2 separate regions of the Mus musculus genome follow, and region 1 is linked to region 2. The links are chromatin loops, found by intact Hi-C in ENCODE. Cell type or tissue: heart. All regions are shown on one strand.

The links. Hi-C counts contacts between places; a loop is a spot of excess contacts. Peaks named below come from ENCODE experiments on the same cell type or tissue, not always from the same donor. Only the 100,000 strongest peaks of a DNase experiment are listed, where the experiment ranks them.
Region 1: it touches region 2 in a loop (22-fold over the local background); 11 of 42 quality-filtered maps call a loop at or near these places.

The regions. Positions count from the first base shown.
Region 1 is chr13:57,475,611-57,478,110 of GRCm38, forward strand. All of the region lies in intron 7 of Spock1 (sparc/osteonectin, cwcv and kazal-like domains proteoglycan 1), which reads right to left. Among named protein-coding and RNA genes, the nearest start is that of Gm33240, 32 kb to the left of the region's middle. In heart, a CTCF peak has its summit at 1,267 (motif pointing right); no DNase peak of the experiment used is centred here; H3K27me3 peaks cover 199 bases.
Region 2 is chr13:57,907,149-57,909,648 of GRCm38, forward strand. Spock1 (sparc/osteonectin, cwcv and kazal-like domains proteoglycan 1) reads right to left here and starts at 1,184. Exons shown (of 12, transcript NM_009262.3): 1 at 1,044-1,184; 2 at 254-439. The coding sequence starts at 439. In heart, a CTCF peak has its summit at 1,264 (motif pointing left); no DNase peak of the experiment used is centred here; H3K4me3 peaks cover 1,245 bases; H3K27me3 peaks cover 2,500 bases.

The DNA of each region.
Region 1 (2,500 bases), 430 kb before region 2:
TGGACACTTAATGGTGAGAAGTCTTTTCCGGTTGCGGAGCACAGTCCCAAGCCACGGAGACATTAAATACACATGACAAATAGGAGAGCCAGGAAGCAGGCAGCACACAAGGCAACTAACTGGCTAGCCACTGAGTTCATGATCGGTCACACTCCTCTACTGGGCCTTGAGATAAGACTAGGGGCAACTCCCACTGGCCTCAGCAATTCCCCTGGTGGGCAATTATCCCAAGAACTGAAATCAGAATCCAAACCATGACAGCCTTCTCATGATCGATGCTGTCCAATCTCCACCAGGTAGCAGCCTACGGTGTCCACTGAAGGATGGATACAAAATATGTGGTCTCTGCACAGCAGGATACTATTCAACTTTTAAAAGCGGGGACCTTCTGCCATGTAGCCACAACACGGGCAAACCTCAGTGACATGGCGCTGTGTGACATAAACCGTAAGCTAGAAATAGAACTGGGATATGATCCCACTTTTAGGAAGTTATCCAAAAATATTTAAATGATCATAGGACATAGCAGTGGCTTTCCAGGTGCTGAGGGAAGGAGAGAAAGCGGTAACATTAAATTATAGTAGGGCAGGGGGCTAGAGAGATGGCTCAGTGGTGAAGAGCACTGGCTGCTCTTCCAGAAAACCCAGGTTTAGTTCCCAGTCCCCACCACGGAAGCTCACAACCATCCAATCCAGTTCCAGAGGATCAGGTGCCCTCTCCTGATCTCCGTGGGATCCTGCATATGCGGGGGTGCGTTTGGTGCACATAAACTCAAGCAGGTGCACACTTATACAATAATAAATAAATAAACCTTTATATTCGAGCAAGATAACTAAGCTTTAAAGATCTGTCACAGAGCATCCTAATTCTCATAATTAGACATATTGCACAGTTTATGTGCAAAGGTATCATATTATTATAAAAAATTTGTTGAGAATAGTGTTCTACACACACACTACTGGAGACATCCCAAGTGAGATTAATGTCTGCAAAGGTCACAGAAAGCTTGACAACCATGGGGCATAAGAACCCTGTGCTTCTACGCTTAAACCACCTGCGACACACGGCCACCTCTGCTTACATCTCTCCCTCCCTCTGAATTAATTCATTCGATATTTAATCAACAGATATCCCATAGCCATCTGTTCTACCCTAAGGACTGTTAAATTTACAGAGTGGTAAAGAAAACAACAGAATCTGTCCTTAAAGACAAAGAGGAACAGAGATGAACCTCTCAAATAGGAACCCTCAAACAGGAGTGGCCTACACTAGAGGGCGCTGAGAGACATTGCCCGATCTGTTCTACTGAGGAAGAAACTGCATTTCAGAGAGGTTAGCATTGGCTGGTGACAGAGCCAAGGCTTCCATCGCATGTCTTACTCCAAGCCTGTAGCACTTCTTTCCCTTCCCTGGTGCCCTCCTGACTGGAGAAGGCATTCGCTAGGGAAGGGAGCTGGGGATGCGGTTCCCTGCAGGGAACTCAATGGCCAAGGAAACTTAACTCAAATGAGGGAGGTAAGACTTTGTTTAGTTTTATTTGTCCATATGGCTAAGGCCATAGCACTCAGATTAATTGGTCAAATGTTATTCTAGATGCTTCTGCAAAGGGTTTAGGTTAGATTAACATCTAAATTAATCTATTACATAAAGATTACCTTCCATAAATAGGTAGGTCTTAGCTAATCGGTTTAAAGCCTTTTGTGACTAGGGTGGTGGGTGGGGGTGCCTGCTAACTGACTCCCCTGAGGAAGGTCCACCTTCAGAATAATGTTGGATGTTTGTTCAGCCACAGGTGGCCTCCAGGCATTAGCCTGGACAACCTCTGGAGCCATTTCCCCAACCCCTCCCTCCCCTTTCCACTCCTTCTGATTTCCTCTTTCCCATTAATGCCTAGTTCTCTGGGGAGCCCTCACCAGCAGGACTATACTCCTATACTGAATTATAAAGCCAGACCCACGTGGCCCAGAGTCTACAGGACATCCAGCAGGTCTTAGTCTATCCGTAGCTGCCTCTTGGTAGTCTGTGTAGACTTCTGAGAGTCCTGGGAAACAAAGGGGAGTGACCAGACAGATGGGCCTGTGCACTGTTTAAACAGTAGATTATCTGTTCTTTCACTGCATAGAAGTTTACTGAGTGGATGTTGTACATCTGACTCTATATCAGAGTCTAGGCCCTGCCTGGCACACAGTGGGCATTCAATAAATATCTATTGGATGTATTGGATGAATAAAATCTTCACTCTAAAAAAAATGAAACCCCTATTCCCTTTCATGATTGCCGCATCTTCTGGGAAACCCAGCCCTTGTCACTAGATTTGGATCATGGGTGAGGATAGCTGAAGCGCTGGGAACCTACATCATGTAGGTGAGATTCTCTTCCCTCAAACTCTTTCTATCTCCTGAACTTGAACCTTTCGTTAAAAGATAAGCATCACACCCTGAACCTTCTCCTACTGAGAGAGCTAAGGGAGGCATAAGGATTGAGAGTTCCAGGCCAGACT
Region 2 (2,500 bases):
AGCCCCTCTCCCCAAGCTGCTTAAGGTTTGTGCCCTGTTTCTGTGAGGACAGCTGCATCGATCCTACAAGTGCACATACCTGGAATACAGGTAACACGCAAGAGCACCCAGCCTTCCAAGTTCTCTTTAAAGTTCCTCTCAGGCTAGACGGATGCACTGTGGACCTCCATGAGAGGTTTGAACCTACCACCCCCAACCCCTACACTGGTCTCTGAGCCCCCCCCCCCCATTTTCCACCCCCAGCCGAACTCACATCTCGGAAGCGGTTCCAGTACTTGTCACGGTCATACTGGGAGACAGTGCTCAGCCACTGGTCATTGTCTAGGAAATTGGCGTTGTTGAGGGCCGCGCCACCGGCCAGCGCGTCCAGGTGCCGGCTGTCCACTTGGAGGAAGCACCACGCCGCGGCGGCCGCCGCGAGCACCGCGATCGCTGGCATCTGGGGGCAGGGCACACGGGCGTGAGCCGGTGACAACAGGGCTACCTCAAGCCCCTCACTCCCACCGGGTGTCTGGGCGCCTAGGGGCGCGCACAAGCTGCAGCGCCTGGGCTCACCGCGGGGACAGGGTGGTCCCTCTCACACCTGGGACGGAGGTTGCACCTGGAGAGCCCTTATGCATGGAAACAGCTACAAACGCAGAGCCTAGGTCACCGACTCGGGGCCGCCGTCAAACTACTGAAGACCCTCTCACCGGCTCTCCGTTGTGGGGCTCCAGTACATCTCCCCCAAAACCCGGATGCTCAATGTGCCAGCCGCACTCCCACAGACGGGCCCCACAGCTCTGGTGTAGGGATAGGGATAACGGCGCTCTGAGCATCATCCCAGGCTCTGGCAGACGGGGGCTTTGGGGTGCCCTCAAGCCGGGCTTCCCGTTCCCAGCTAAGGCAAAGGTCTCTCTGCTCCCGGCCCGCGGCTTCTGCGCAACAGGGACACGCAGAAATGCCCCCAGGCCCTGACCCTGCCAGCCCGGGAGATGGCCTCAGGAAGGTCCCAACTACGCCAAATATGCCAAGTTGGGGCTCAGTGTTCTGCGGACACGTACCTTGGGAGCCCGCCCGAGTCCCGGCGCCCGAGTTGCTGGGGTTCCTGTACCGCGGTGGCTGGGAAGGCTGATGCCCGGCTCGTTCCCTTGCGCACCTGCCGCCGCCGCGCGTCCGGCCGCTTTGTGAGCCCGCAGCGCTCTGGCTCGTCTCGGGCGCGGCGTCCGCGGGCGGAGAAGCCTGAGCTCCTAGCCGAGGCCTCTGGCGCCCCCTGGCGGCTACTTGGCGCTCAGCGGTCCCATCCGGGAGCGTGATTCATTCGCAGCTCTACAGGGCTGACACAGATTTCAAGCTCAGGGAAATGATGTTAGAAGGCCAAGAAGTCGCCAGTGTTGAGGGACTCTCAACGAGTAAGTGCTTGGGACACCCGTCTCAGAATCTCTACGGTGGAGAGAGGAGACTCTCTCCAAGAGTCGGCCCTTTAAATGAGTCCCTGTTGCGTCTTGTGCACAGACAATATTTAGGTGAACTTCTCTACTCCCTGGTTCAAGCCATACACCCAGCATCTCTAAGTCTGATCTCCAACCAGAGCCACCCCTAAGAGTCCTGTGGAACCGACCTCCAGCTTCAAGCACGGACAGAAGGAGAAAGCTGGCCTTGACCCAGCCCTCTCTTCTCTTTCCAAATACTCAGCGTGTTTGGTTTAATAGGGGTGGGAGCGACTTAACAGGTGCATCGCTGCCTACTTCTTGGCACAGCTATAGCCTATAGCCCTGAACACACACACACACACACACACACCAAACTCAAAACCCTTCAGGACACTTCCCTGAGAAACACCCAAACCCTAGTCCCCTGCACACCTGGTCCTTGCCCTCTTACCCTTCTGCCTCTGTTTGCCCCCACCCACCCACCCACCCCTGCCTTCTTGTCCCCACTTTCTACACAGGCTAGCCTTGGGGTCAGACCCCAGTGGCAAGGGCTCCTCCAGGCCTGGGATCACTTTGCCCCTGGGCAGACTTGAGCTACCAGAATATCTGAATGCATTCTGCAGCTGCCTCATCTCCATTTGTTCCGAGATTTGTGGTCCCTGTGATTCAGGCCAGGACCTCGGTGACACTGCCCTGAGAACTCAGTGTTTCTCCAGCTGCAAGCTCACTGCGCTTAAGGTCACTTATGGCAAGCGTGACCTTCCCGTGGGCTGGAACTCTCTGACAGTGCGATCTGCCTTGCTCTCAGCAGCTGCACCAGTCATGACACACCACCAACAGTCAGTATCAGAGGGATCCTGAGCCCTGCTTTTCAATATGCCACCACGATGATGTGGCCGGTTGTGAGTCGTGCTGTAATAATTGGGCAGATGGCATGGTTTAAGCATGTGAATTGCAGTTCTTGTGCATTCTGGGAGGCCTTAGTACAGGAGAAGTGGAGTCTTTTTTTTTCATGTTGGGGAAACACCTCACCCAGAGAGTATCTTATCACGGGGATGAACACAGTGAGTATCTGATGTCATAGCTGG